3 separate regions of the Homo sapiens genome follow, and regions 2 and 3 are each linked to region 1. A link is a contact called in ENCODE Hi-C or POLR2A ChIA-PET data. All regions are on one chromosome and are shown on one strand. Each heading gives the region's core, a stretch centred on a gene start or an enhancer-like site at or near the end of the contact. The rest is flanking DNA. Distances are from core to core; before and after follow the strand shown.

Region 1 (4,655 bases), core at 1,292-3,791:
CTCCTGAGTAGCTGGGGTTACAGGCATGCACCACCACACCCGGTTAATTTTTGTATTTTTTGTAGAGATGGGGTTTCGCCATGTTGACCAGGCTGATCTTGAACTCCTGACCTCAGGTGATCCGCCCACCTTGGCCTCCCAAAGTGCTGGGATTATAGGCATGAGCCACCGTGCCTGGCCTGCACGGTATGATTTTTAAATAGTGAGTACTTCTAAAACAATAATCATTATTTCAGTGATAGCTGAGTTAGTCATGGTCTGATTTTGCCATAATTTTTTTTCCAGACCCTTTTGGTGCATAGATAGGTTGGAGTTTTGCTTTTATAAGTAGCACTGAGATAAACAGTATTGAACACATTTGTTATTTATCCAATTATTTCTTTAGGATGAATACCTGAAAGTAGGAACTACTGGGTTAGAGTATGAACATTTCACTTTGATCTGTATTGCCAACCTCTCTAGAGGTTATATCAATTTGTTTCCATCAACAAGGTGTGGGATACCTGTTCCACCAAAGCCTCTGAATGTTGGTGAGGCTTTGGTAGAACAGGTATCAGTCTTTTGACTCATTTAGACAAGCAGTTTGTAGTGTCAACTTAAAATTTTACGTTACATGTTTGCAAAGGGTTAGAAGAAACTTAGTTGTAGGCAGATAGCAGTTCAGTGTTGAAGAAATTCAACTTTTTGCTATAGAATTGCATTCTTTTAAACCCTCACTCAGTCAGACACCATGATGCATGCCTGTAGTCCCAGCTGCTTGGGAGCTAAGGCATGAAGATCTCTTGAGCTCAGGAATTTGAGACCAGCCTGGGCAACATAGTAAGACCCTGTCTCAAAAAAATAAATCATTACTGTTGTAAAGAACATTGGTAAAACAGAAGGAAAAAAGGTCATCTCACATCACTGTTACTCCCTAACAGCAAAGCAGGTTGGTAAATTTGCCTCAAGTCTGTTTTAGCCTGATACATGTTCTTATTCCTTAGCAATAGTTGTCAAGATATAGCAGAACTTTTTTCATGTTGTTAAAAATGTGATAGTCTATGCTAAATATTATACATAAGGTGTATGGTGATAAGGTTGCATAGTTTTCACTTTTAAAGATGTGTAAGATTCCGTCAAGTTTTGTGTCACAGTTTATGTGCTGTTGTTTTAGTAAGTGAAAGCAAGTTTATTAGAGAAGAAAAGAAACTGGCTACTCCACAGGCAGAGCAGCACTGAGAGCTGCTGGTTGTTGATTTTGAGTTGTTTCCCAAGATTTTGCTTTTAGAAATAATGTAAGTAAAAACTTTGTGCATAGAATAGCCTCATATTTAGGATACTTTGCTAGCTCAGAAGGTATGAGCATTTTTATGGCTATTGTTGAATTTGCAAATAGTTTTCCCAAAGGGTTTATACCAGTCTGCACGAACACCAGCACAGTTGGTGAAGTATCAGTTTCACTATGACCTTTTCTGGCTTATAGCCTTTTTTTTTGTGGTTGCAGAAAAACCAGTATACTTCTACCTTAAAAAAGCAAGGCAACTCCTCCGGCTATCACAGCATCTGTGTGCCAAGCTATAATTCTTTTTTTTTTTTTTTTTGAGGTGGAGTTTCGCTCTTGTTGCCCAGGCTGGAGTGCAATGGCGCGATCTTAGCTCACTGCAACATCCGCCTCCCAGGTTCAAGTGATTCTCCTTTCTCAGCCTCCCGAGTAACTGGGATTACAGGCATGCACCACCATGCTCGGCTGATTTTGTATTTTTAGTAGAGACGGTGTTTCTCCATGTTGGTCAGGTTGGTTGCGAACTCCTGACCTCAGGTGATCCACCTGCCTCAGCCTCCCAAAGTGCTGGGATTACAGGTGTGAGCAACCACGCCCAGCCTATGTAATTCTTTAATAAATAGCTAAATGCCTACTATTTATCAGAAGTTGATGAAGAAAAGAATAAGACTGTCTGTACTCTTAAGGAGCTTACAGTCTATTGGAAGAGAGAGACATGCTCAAATTTGTAGAGGTCATGGATAGAAGTTGGTGTATCAGTTGAGAAAGAGCCCAAAGATAGGTGTAGGCAGTTCTAATCTTGGGGGTGGGATGATACCAGGAAAAGCTAGGAAAGGGACATTAAAGCTTAGTATTGGCTGGGCATGATGGCTCTCACATGTAATCCCAGCAGTTTGGGAGGCTGAGGCAGGAGGATTGCTTGAGCCCAGGAGTTTGAGACCAGCCTGGGCAACAAAGTGAGATTCTACCTCTACAAAAATAAAAAAATTCACCAGATGTGGTGGTGTACGCCTGTGGTCCCAGCTACACAGGAGGCTGAGGCAGGAGGATTGCTTGAGCCAAGGAAGTTGAGGTTGCAGTGAGCTGTGTTTGTGCCACTGCAATCCAGCCTGGGTGACAGGACGAGACACTGTCTAAAAAAAAAGCTTAGTATGAGCGGGTGTCACAAAAGCACGTTCATACAGAGGAGGTGTCAGTGGGGGTGGGAGGCTGGAACCACAAGGCAATTCAGGGACAGGGATTGGTCGGTGGAGTGGGGGCGGTGACGGACAGAGATTAGGACGAGGGGGTGCGGAGGTGAGGGGAGCAGAGCCTTTGTTCTGGTTTCAGTTCCACAGAGGAGTGTGGCAGTGCTGGTCTTGTGCCTCTAGCACATTCCCATCAGCAACATCCGTCATACCCTGACGCCCCCCCCACCCCCACCCATTCTCCGCAGGGTTGTTTTGATAAGTGTACGTGTTCAGTTTCAATGGAACCAGCAAGGTAATTTACAGTTTTCTCCCACCCAAGCTTATACTGAGGTTATGTGGCTGTGCATGTGGATATTGGTACTTCTGAGGGTTGATAACTGGTCATGCTATTAAGAATTTTGGGGGAAGCAAAGCTGAAGCTTAGATCAGTAAAGTACTTACCATAGGCTACCCAGCCATCTAGTATCTGTTTAGACAGCATTTTCATGTCTAATCTTATGTACAGTTTAATAATTTAACAGATGGTAGACTAATAGGTCAGTGGAAATGTTTATAGGGTACTTCATAGCTGTTAATTTTTACCACTTGGATTTTTTTAATAGCTAGGAATAGTAATTAGGGTGAAAAATGAAACCTACGAATGACTTTGTGATTTTTCTGCCTCAAATGAGAAGGATTAGGAAAGCAAAAGTTTCCTCAAATCAATTTTTCCCCCAAAATATTTTTTTGTATTATTTACTTTGTTAATGTGTGTATGTGTCCCCCCTCCTCCCAGTTCTCTTTAAACACTTTTTGTATGAAAATTGTCACACGGTTGCTCCAAAATATTTAAATAGATAAGACAATGGGTGTAAATTTTGCTGCCAAAAATTCCTTGTATCTTAAAAAAGCTGTATTTTCTCTCTTAAATGTATGTTAATGTATGTAATGCATAGTATGAGTATCCAGCATTTTAAGCAGATTTAAAATGGAAAAATTCATGATTCACATTAGAGCTTCAAACTTATAAAATTTGGGGGATGCATTATAGCGTGAGTATTGGCACCCACTCCTGAAGTGGAATATTGGAAGCCTGAAATATATGACATGTTGACAGTAAAGATCCAGGTAATATTGGCCATGCGGGGTGGCTCACACCTATAATCCCAGCACTTTGGGAGGCCAAAGTGTGAGGACTGCTTGAGCCAGGGAGGTTAAGACTGCAGTGAGCCATGATCGTGCCACTGCACTCCAGCCTGAGTGACAGAGCAAGATCCTGTCAAAAACAACAACAGGCCGGGCGCGGTGGCTCACACCTGTAATCCCAGCACTTTGGGAGGCCAAGGCGGGTGGATCACAAGGTCAGGAGATCGAGACCATCCTGGCTGACACAGTGAAACCCCGTCTCTACTAAAAATACAAAAAAAATTAGCCGGGCGAGGTGGCAGGCACCTGTAGTCCCAGCTACTCGGGAGGCTGAGGCAGGAGAATGGCGTGAACCCCTGGGGGGCGCAGCCTGCAGTGAGCTGAGATCGCGCCACTGCACTCCAGCCTGGGTGACAGCGAGAGTCCGTCTCAAAAAAAACAACAACAACACAAGCCAAAAAAAAAAAAACACTTCAAAAAGATCCAAGTAAAAGGAATCAAACAAAGTGTGGGCAGCATAGTAGCTGTGGATTCAGGGGATTGAGCATCTGAGAGGCAGTAGAGCATGTTTGTTAAAAATCTGGACTCTGGAGACAAAGCCTGCTGTGAAATCTTGGCTCCACATGGTCAGATTGCGTATTCAGACCTGAGTTTTTTTCATCTCTAAATTGATGGTAACAACCTGCCTCTCAGTTATTGTGAGGATGAAATGAGATAAAACACAGGCATTTGGAAAGGTGCTGGCACATAAGGACTCAATAAATGCATTATTAGTTGTATAGGAATCCATCTCTTTATAAGCAGAATAAGCAGATTCTTTCTTTACCTGTTGTGCAGAGCAGTGAACACTGATCATCTGCTTGTTTGGGGGTAAGGTTGAATTATTTTTCAGGTTGTGCTTTTTCCACAAAATATTGGTCTAAAAAGATAATGCAGGTTTTGCAGATACTCTAGCATGGCAGAAATCAAACTTCAACATTCCTTTGGCACATTTTGTTTTTCCTTAATTTTTATTGTGTCTTATCTGTGTATTTTGTATATGGGGGAAGGAGAGAGCACTAGCAAGCATGAGCGTGAGA
Region 2 (4,655 bases), core at 1,562-4,061, 130 kb after region 1:
CTGAGTTTCTCCATCTGTAAAATGGGTGTCATAATAGTAACTCTTATTCCCAGGTTTGTCTGAAGACGAAATGAGATTAGGCTCAGTATAACAGATGGGAACTATTGTTGACGATGACAGTCATAATAATATCCTCTTATTTAAGCTACTCTTCCGCAGGACCTCTTTGCCAATGGGGAGCTTGAGCTCTGGGACCCTTAGGTTTGGGGAGGGAGGTGCCTGTAGGTGTGTATTTCCCTTTGGAAGCCAAATTTTCATGCTTTTGTTTCCTGCCTCAGGACTCTTCTCCACAGAGAGCTCCAGGCACTCACAGAAGCCATGTATACCAACCTCCATGCAGTGCTGTTGGGCGATGCTACAGAAGCAGGCAGTGGCTGGCACGAGATGGGTCTCCTCGACTTCTCCTACAGCTTCCTGCTCAGGTGAGGCTGTGCAGCCCCCACCCTCCTGCTGGGGCCCGGCACTTTGACCTGTGTCAGCCATGAGCAGTGGCCAAGGGAACCGTGAGGACTCTGTGGGTGGGGGAAGCAATTTGAGACACCCAAAGCAAAGACTGTAGGAAAGACGCCATGCACCAGGGCCCCGGCTGTTCATCTGACCTAGCTCATGAACTGTAAAAGGAGACACTGGCTGGAAATGGGACCTTACAGGTCATTCAGAGAGGAAGTCACAGAGCAAGACTTCAGAGGTCATCTTGTCCTGTGGCTTCCAGACTTTGGGATTTCACAGAACAGAAAACAAAATGTTTGGGAGATCAACTTGGGACCTTAACCTTTTATCTGGTCTTGTAAATGTATGTTAAAAACTGCACAACCGAACGTTCCTTCCTTCAGCAGTGCCGGGCACTAATCCAGGCTCTGGGGATACAGCAGGGAACAGGACAGATGAAGTCCCCAAATTCACACAGCTGACACTCCAGTGGGGGAGGCCGAATTGAGTTATGTCAGAGAGTGATAAACACGATGACAGAGATCCACGGGTGGGGTGACAGCATCTGGGGGGCTTTCTTAGGCCGACTGACGAGGCAGGGTCATGCTCTGGGGGTCTGGCTTCTGAGCCAAGACCTAACTGCAAAGTGCCCACCACGCCAACACTCTAGGCAGGGGAAACAGCAGGTGCAAAGGCCCAGAGGTGGGAGGAAGCTCAGAGAGACGGCCAGTGTGGCTACAGCATAAAGAGCCAAGGAGGGAAGGTGGACAGGAGGTCAGAGAAGTGGGCAGAAGCAGGCCTCAGGCAGTCGGGAGGTCAGGGAAGGCTTTGGAAATTATGCTGAGTAAGATCGGGTGACATCAGGGGTTTGCACAGGGGCAGGACATGATCTAACTTAGTTTGAAAGCCCCCTCTGGCTGCTGGATGGAGGATGGACTGTAGGGGTAAGGAGGGGTGGAGAGGGAGGCAGGAGGACCTAGCAGGAGGCTGCCAGGTGTCACCAAGGTGAGAGAATGGTGGTGGCCCAGGGAGGTGGTGAGAATTTGGGTAGCTTTTGGAGATAGAGTTCACTGGCTCTGCCGGAAGATTTGACTGGGGCAGCGGTGGGGATGGGGGAGCGTGGGCGTGAGTGAGAGGGATAGAGTGGTGTTAAGGACAGCTCCCTGATTTTAGTGATGCCCTTAACCAACCAGAATTTAATTTAATTTAAATTTAATTTAAAAAAGGACATTTCAACCCCTCCAAGAAATTAGAGCAACATAGTTCTAGGATAAAGGGCAGTCATTCGTTGACACATATGGGCATGTGGGTATATTTATGATATGTGTGTGCATATGTGTAGACTCGGCGTGTCTCAGCTCTTTTAATGCTCACAATCGCTCTAGGAGGCTAGGACTTTACATATTCCATTTGACAGATGAGAAAACTGAGACCTGGAGAGCCTGAGTCATTTGCCCAGAGGCCTGTGTTGGGGTCAGGACAGGGCTGGTCCCAGAGTCTGCACTCTCAGCCACAGCTCTCAGCACACGAACAGTCCCCATTCTTTTTGTTTTGCCCTGGGGTGGTGCAAACAGTGTCAAGGGCTGTAATTGGTGTGGGTGATGCTGGTCTGGTCCACCCTGCATTGTATGATGGGGACTGAGGTCCAGAGAGGGCCAGCTGAAACCACCCAGCAAGTTCACAGTAGTGATCCTCCCAGGTCTCCTGGCTCCTGGGTCCCTGTGCAGACAAAGAAGTCAGAGAGAGATAGGCTGGGGAGAGGCAGGCTCAGGGGCAGCTGGGTCTGGCTAGGCTCCATGGTACAGCGGCAGGCACAGGGGAATCAGCTCAGGGGGAATCAGACGTAAATCCATACCTGTAACCCGGTAACTGTGTCTTCAGGGCCTGAGGCCTGGGCTGGAGCTCCTGCCCCCTGGCTTGGCAGCTGTAGGCCTTTCCACTGCCATCAATCAGCAGCCCCTGAAATACAAAGAGAATGGGCCAGTTGGATGGGAGGGACACAGAGGTGAAAGGGGTGCCGGTTCAGGCAGCCCGAACTGTGAGGTGCCACCTCTTACACCCACCAGCCTGGCCTGTGTTGGCCCTGGCCTCACTGAGTCACACCCAAAGTTCTCCTCTGTCCTCACCTTGTAGCCCTGGCCTCCCCTCCTCCCACCTACCTCTCTGCTGCCCCTTGAGCAGGTCAGGCACGCTCTCTCTTTGTGGCCTTTGCTATTTCTGTTCCCTTGCCTGGGAATGCTGTTCCCCACAGGTCTGCGTGGCTCCCACCCCACTTCGTTTAAGCCTTATCGCGAGCGCCACCTGCTCAGAGAGGTCTTTCTTGAGTCCCATTTTCGTGATGGCTCCCTCCTGTGACCCAGCTTGGTTCAGCTTTATTTTTCTTTGTGGCTCTAGCGCCGCCTGTGGGTCGTGTGTGTATTTACATATGGGATTATCCTGTCTTCAGCCGTGCTCTTTTGATATGGAGCTGCCGGCTTCGCTTCCACAGAGCAAAACCTTGTGGTCCTCTGGGTTTACTTTTTCTTTTTGTTTTCTTTTCCTTCATTTTATTTTATTTTATTTTAAAGACAAAGTTTCGCTCTTTCGCCCAGGCTGGAGTGCAATAATGGCGCGATCTCTGCTCGCTGCAACCTCCGCCTCCCAGATTCAAGCGATTCTCTCGCCTCAGCCTCCTGAGTAGCTGGGACTACAGGTGCCGCCACCATGCCCAGCTAATTTTTGTATTTTTAGTAGAGAGGGGGTTTCACCATGTTGGCCAAGCTGGTCTCGAACTCCTGACCTCAGGTGATATAACCACCTCGGCATCCCAAAGTGCTAGGATTACAGGCGTGAGCCACCTCTCCCGGCCGGTTTACTTTTTTGGTTTATTTTTCATTGCCTGTTTTGGTAGAAATATATGTACCGGGAAATGGTTCTCTGAGTTAGCAAAAAACAACAGTGCAAGTGTGATGATAAATGATGACCAGTGTCAACTGCAGTGTCACCGAGACCACAGGGCCTTGGGAGTACCGCAGTGGCCTGGCAAGCACGTGTCTGTCTAAAAGGGGCGGCTGCAACTCTGCTCCTGCTAGGTTTCCAGGTGGGACCGCAGGTCAGCCAGATTCCTTTTTCAAGATGAGATGAGCAGGAAATCCGGATTTTGTGTGAGTTTCCCCAAATGTTTGAAGGAAGCTTTAGTTTGTTTTTAGGAACTCCCTTGATAAAACACATTTGTGGACTGAATCCAGTGTGTGGGCTGCACCTTTACAACTTCTGCCACCACTGTGCAGGTGAGGGACAGAGCAGGGACCACGCAGGCCTCTCTCGGCCCCCACCTACCCTCATTCCTGCTTCCATTCTCTCTTCATCTGGGAAAACCCCTCTCCTGAGAGATCCTGGTCTCTGGTCTTTGTCTGCACAGGGATCCAGGAGCTCAAGGGGAGGGTGAGAGGGTGAGGCCCCGGGGCTTTGGTTGCGTCTCTTTGTTGTGACTCTCTGCTGAGGCAGAGATGACAAAATGAAAGCCTGCAGTTTCCCTCCCAGGACTGAGGTCAGCCCGCTGGGCTGGGGCTGGACTCCTGGGGCATTTAAAGGGGGCTGGAGGTGAAGGCGCGTCCTCTGAGCGTGGTCCTGTGTGTGTGCGTGTGCGTGTGCGTAAGTGTGCCTCAGTGAGAGCACATGAGAGCTCATGCTAGCTCCCATGTCTTACCCTTTTTCACACTTGACCAGGCCCTGACCTCCTTCTCGGGCCTCCCAGAGCCCCTCAGATCAAGCACAACCTTCTCACTGCTGCAAATGCCTGCCTTGCGTGGCCAGCCCTGACAGCCCAGGCCCTCCCATCCTCTGCCTCACACCCCGGCTCCAGTGCCTGCACCAGCCACAGCTGGCACCTCTCCCACCAGGCACGGTTGCACTCTCAGCTCTGGGCCTTTGCACAGGCTGTGCCTGTTGCCTGAACACGTTCCTCTTCTGCTTCCCCCGATCATCCTGCAGATCTCAGCTCAGACCCTCCCTTCTCTAGGAAGTCTTCCCTGAATCCCTCCCTGGGAGCAGGCATCTCCTCCCCTTCTCTGTGCCCCCATCTCAGCACCGTCCCCTCGAGCTCTCTGCTGCAGCCTCATCAGCCTCCTTGCTGCTCCCCAGCACCGGGCTCCCTCCTGCCCCAGGACATCACACCTGGTGCTTGCTCTGCTTCCTACCCCTCCCTCTGCTCTGCCCATGGCTGACTCCTTCTCAGCCTTCAGCTG
Region 3 (4,655 bases), core at 833-3,332, 120 kb before region 1:
ACATGAGCCATGTGGGCATGTCGGGGAACAGTTCTTCACTGGCTATAAGTTAGTCATGTGGCTACCCCTAGCTGCAAGGAAGGCTGAGATAGGTAGTAAAGCCATGGGAAGCCATGTGCCAAGCTAAAAATCAGGTATACTCTTACTAGGAGAGAGAAGACAAGAACACAAATTAAGGGATCATTTGCAATCTTTGACCAAAACAACTGACTCTGAGATGATCCATAAAAGGTAACTGCTATTGTTGTCTCTTTTTTGAAAAACTCAGAAGGTATATTTGTTTTTGTTTGTTTGTTTCTGTTGAGACAGAATCTTGCTCTGTCACCCAGGCTGGAGTACAGTGGTGCAATCTCGGCTCACTGCAACCTCTGCCTCCGGGGTTTAAGCAATTCTCCTGTTTCAGCCTCCCAAGTAACTGGGATTACAGGCGTGTGCCACCACACCCGGCTAATTTTTGTAGTTTTAATAGAAACGGGGTTTCACCATATTGGCCAGGCTAGTCTTGAACTCCTGACCTCAACTGATCCACCCACCTCGGCCTCCCACAGTGCTGGGATTACAGTCATGAGCCACCCTGCAGGGCCTCAGAAGGTATATTTGAAAGATGCGCATAAATGCTGGGTACTGATATCGTTCTGCACTGGACTTTGGAATCAACAAAATAGAGTTTAAATTTTTATTTCATGCCTTCCTGGGCTGTATGACGTTAGGAAAGTTCCTTAACCTCTCTGAACCCTGCTTTCATCATTTGCTAAGCAAGGATAATGGTATATTACTCATCAACGGCTGGGAAAATCAAATAAGACAATGGACATAAAGTTGAAGTATAGTATTCAGTCCAAAGAGGGTGTTCAATACATGGTCATTTTATTGATAAGGAGTGTATGCTGGGTTAGAACATGAGCTTGGAGATCAGAGAGACCTGGCTTTAAATACAGACCTTCACTTCCTGGCTGAGCAAATTATTTAACCTCTCTGTGCCTCAGCCTCCCAATATTTGAAATGGAAGCAGTAACAGTTCCAGCCCACTGGGTGGCTGAAGCATGAAAGAATGGATGGCACATTTTATTTTATATTTTATTTTATTTTATTTTATTTTATTTTATTTTTTGAGAGATGGAGTCACCCTCTGTCATCCAGGCTGGAGTGCAGTGGCACGATCTCTGCTCACTGCAACCCCTGCCTCCCAGGTTCAAGCGATTCTCCTTCCTCAGCCTCCCAAGTAGCTGGGATTACAAGTGCCCACCACCATGCCCAGCTAATTTTTGTACTTTTAGTAGAGATGGGGTTTCACCATGTTGGCCAGGCTAGTCTCGAAATCCTGACTTCAAGTGATCCACCCGCCTCGGCCTCCAAAATGCCCGGCCAGATGGCACATTTAAACCAGTCAAGCAAGTATGCTTTCGCTTTATTTTGTGTTATTATTAGGTTCCTTTTTCTCTTTGAGGGCATGGAGGAAGAGACAGGGTCAAAAGGCTGTTGCTACAAACATACAAAGTTTGTAGTAAGTAAGTCTTACACAAAAGAATACGTGTTATGTGCTGCCATTTCATCAAGTTCAAAAAACGGCAAAAATCATCACTGCTGTTGGAATCAGGATAACGGTTATCGCTTAGGATGGGAAAGACTTGAAGGGAGCTTCTCCGGGGCGGGGAATGTTCTGTTCCTTGAGCTGGGGGCTGGTTACCCCGCTGTCTGCCTTTGTGAAAATGTATCGAGCCATCGCTCCCCTGTGCACTTTCCTTATTTGTGCACTTTTCTGTATGTCTGTTACACTTCAATAAAAAAGTTTTCCCCCAAAAGTCTCTGTGGTCTGTTGGAAGCTGGCAATGGCCAAGGGGCTGAGGCGCACAGGTGGGGACCCTTCCTTGCTAGCCACCGCAGTTTCTGTTTCAGCTTGAGGTACAGCAATCAACTTCCTCTTCAGATGCATGACTTGCTGCTGACCTCTAGAACCTCTGGCCACAAGGCTCCTCTTGCCCCTGTAATGTGGCCTGATTCCATTCCTTCATCTGGGTCCAGTCTGGTGCCAGCCAGCCTGACTGTCCATATTATCAGACGCCAGGACTGTGGGACAGACTTGTTTAGAAGGATATTTTGATCAGTAGCCTTGGGTGGCAGCTTCAGATCAACCTCATATTGAACTTACAAGGAGGGTTGGTGCTGTCTGTTCTTTCTTTTTTTTTTTTTTGAGACAGAGTTTCACTCTTGTTGCCCAGGCTGGAGCGCAATGGCACGATCTTGGCTCACCGCAACATCTGCCTCCCGAGTTCAAGCGATTCTCCTGTCTCAGCTTCCCAAGCTGGGATTACAGGCATGCGCCACCACGCCTGGATAATTTTCTATTTTCAGTAGAGACAGGGTTCCTCCATGTTAGTCAGGCTGGTCTTGAACTCCCAACCTCAGATGATCCGCCCACCTCGGCCTCCCAAAGTGCTGGGATTGCAGGTGTGAGCCACCGCGCCTTGCCTGTTCTTTTATTCATTAATTCAAACGACAAGTTGTAGACACCTAACATGTACATGGTTCATGGTTTGTACAAGGATACTTCATTCATGCATGCATGGATTCATTCATTCATTCATTCACATACCTGCTAGGCACTGTGCTAGGTGCTGGGAACGCATCTGTGTAGAAAACAGACAAGGTCCCTGCACTCCTGGAGCTGATTCATTAGTAGAGGGAAACGGAAAATAAATAAATAAATTGCCCAGCATGATGGTTCACTTATAATCCCAGCACTTTGGGAGGCTGAGGCGGGTGGATCGCTGGAACCCAGGAGTTTGAGATGAGCCTGGTCAGCATGGCGAAACCCCTTCTGTACAAAAAATACAAAAATTAGCCAGGTGTGATGATGTGCACTTGTGGTACCAGCTACTTGGGAGGCTAAGGTGAGAGGATTGCTTGAGTCCAGGAGACAGAGGTTACAATGAACCATGATCACACTACTGCACTCCAGCCTGGGCAACAGAGTGAGACCCTGTCTCAAAAAAATAAAAATAAACAAGTAAATGCACAGTATGTTAGATGGTATGAGTGCTACGGAGAAAATTTAAGCAGAGACACGGACAGTGAGTGCAAGACGTGTTTGGGGGCAGGTTGCAATTTTTAATAGAGTGTTCAGAAAATGACTTCCTGAGAAGATGGCATTTAAGCAAAGACTTGAGGAAGCCAAGGGAGTTGGCCATTTGAATGTATGAGGGAGGGCTGGGTGTGGTGGCTCACACCTGTAATCCTAGCCGTTTGGGAGGCTGAGGTGGAAGGAATGCTTGAGGCCAGGAGTTTGAGATGAGCCTGGGCAATATAGTGAGACTCCCATCTCTACAAAACAATAAATAAATTATTTATTTATTTATTATTTAATATATTTCATTATTTAATATATATATTATATATAAATATATATACATATATTATTTAATATTATATATAAATATATATATATTTAATATAATAAATAAATAAATTAGCCAAGCTCGTGGCACACACCTGTAATGTCAGCTACTCAGGAGGCTTAGGTGACAGAACCAGAACCTGTCTAAAAAAAAAAAAAACAGTATGTGAGGAAAGCCTGAGAAGGAGCAACCATCATTAAAACAATATTGACAGGCCAGGTGTGGCGGCTCACGCCTGTAATGCCAACACTTCGGAGGCCGAGATGGGCAGATCACTTGAGGTCAGGAGTTCAAACCCAGCCTGGCCAACATGTCAAAATCCCATTTCTACTAAAAATATAAAAATTAGTGGCTGGGTGCGGTGGCTCACACCTGTAATCCCAGCACTTTGGGAGGCTGAGGCAGGTGGATCACCTGAGATCAGGAGATCGAGACCAGCCTGGCCAACATGGTGAAACCCCATCTCTAGTAATAATACAAAAATTAGCTGGGCGTGGTGGCACATACCTGTAATCCCAGCTACTCGGGAGGCTAAGGCAGGAGAATCACTTGAACTCAGAAGGTGGAGGTTGCAGTGAGCTGAGATGATGCCACTGCACTCCAGCCTGGGAGACTGAGCAAAACTCTTGTCTCCAAAAAAATTAGCTGGTCATGATGACGGGCGTCTGTAATCCCAGCTACTTGGGAGGCTGAGACACGTGAATCACTTGAACCCTGAGGGCAGAGTTTGCAGTGAGCTGAGATCTCACCACTGCACTCCAGCCTGGGCGATAGAGCGAGGCTCCGTCTCAAAAAATAAAAATAAAAAATAAAAAAGACAGTATGGCTTTCTCCATTTGGATGCTTGCCCTTCCATCCCAGCTGCCATAGTTGGAAAGAAGCTCAGGATACGTAGAGAGGCTGTGTGTGGGGCCTCAGCCAAGCCCCAGCCAGCAGCCTGCATTAGCTGCCAGACAGTGAGACTTCAGGTAACTCTCGCTTCTAGCCTTTGAGTTTTCCAGCTGAGGCCTCAGTGCTGGCATTACAGGAGTGAGCCTTAGAGCAGATAGAATTTTTCCCCACTATGCCCTTCCTGAATTCCTATCCTACAGAAATTTGGGGTACTCTGTTAAACAAACCCCAAATGAGGAACATTCTATGAAATAACTGGCCTGTATTCTTCAAAAAATGTCAAGGTCATAAAAGACAAAGAAAAGCAGAGGCATCATTTCAGATGAGAGACAATTAGGCCAGGCGCGGTGACTCAAGCCTGTAATCCCA

The links. Hi-C counts contacts between places; a loop is a spot of excess contacts on that map. ChIA-PET counts read pairs that join two places held with the same protein, here RNA polymerase II (POLR2A). Pooled maps may share reads with other maps.
Region 2: a loop to region 1 is called in a pooled map, with 4 times the contacts of the local background. The contact joins two enhancer-like sites. A Hi-C loop is called at or near these places in 1 of 37 single-sample maps with no recorded cell type and 7 of 50 pooled maps. POLR2A ChIA-PET finds 5 or more read pairs at or near these places in 2 of 52 experiments (activated CD4-positive, alpha-beta memory T cell and activated T-cell).
Region 3: a loop to region 1 is called in a map with no recorded cell type, with 11 times the contacts of the local background. The contact joins two enhancer-like sites. A Hi-C loop is called at or near these places in 2 of 168 maps with a recorded cell type or tissue (astrocyte of the cerebellum and natural killer cell), 26 of 37 single-sample maps with no recorded cell type and 9 of 50 pooled maps. POLR2A ChIA-PET finds 5 or more read pairs at or near these places in 13 of 52 experiments (A549, BJ, GM12878 and 10 more).

Annotation. Positions count from the first base shown.
Region 1 is chr20:49,666,622-49,671,276 of GRCh38, reverse strand. All of the region lies in intron 1 of B4GALT5 (beta-1,4-galactosyltransferase 5), which reads left to right. Among named protein-coding and RNA genes, the nearest start is that of B4GALT5, 45 kb to the left of the region's middle. Within about 2 kb of position 2,541, at least 10 of the 41 ENCODE cell types and tissues checked have a DNase peak (open chromatin) inside an H3K27ac peak, as active enhancers do; they include GM12878, where a contact is called at or near this core.
Region 2 is chr20:49,540,072-49,544,726 of GRCh38, reverse strand. PTGIS (prostaglandin I2 synthase) reads left to right here. Exons shown (of 10, transcript NM_000961.4): 4 at 279-422. Among named protein-coding and RNA genes, the nearest start is that of PTGIS, 26 kb to the left of the region's middle. RefSeq lists a silencer at 2,145-2,421 and an enhancer at 2,877-2,926. Within about 2 kb of position 2,811, at least 3 of the 41 ENCODE cell types and tissues checked have a DNase peak (open chromatin) inside an H3K27ac peak, as active enhancers do.
Region 3 is chr20:49,783,223-49,787,877 of GRCh38, reverse strand. No RefSeq gene overlaps it. Among named protein-coding and RNA genes, the nearest start is that of SLC9A8, 27 kb to the left of the region's middle. RefSeq lists enhancers at 1,956-2,195, 3,722-4,245. Within about 2 kb of position 2,082, at least 6 of the 41 ENCODE cell types and tissues checked have a DNase peak (open chromatin) inside an H3K27ac peak, as active enhancers do; they include GM12878, where a contact is called at or near this core.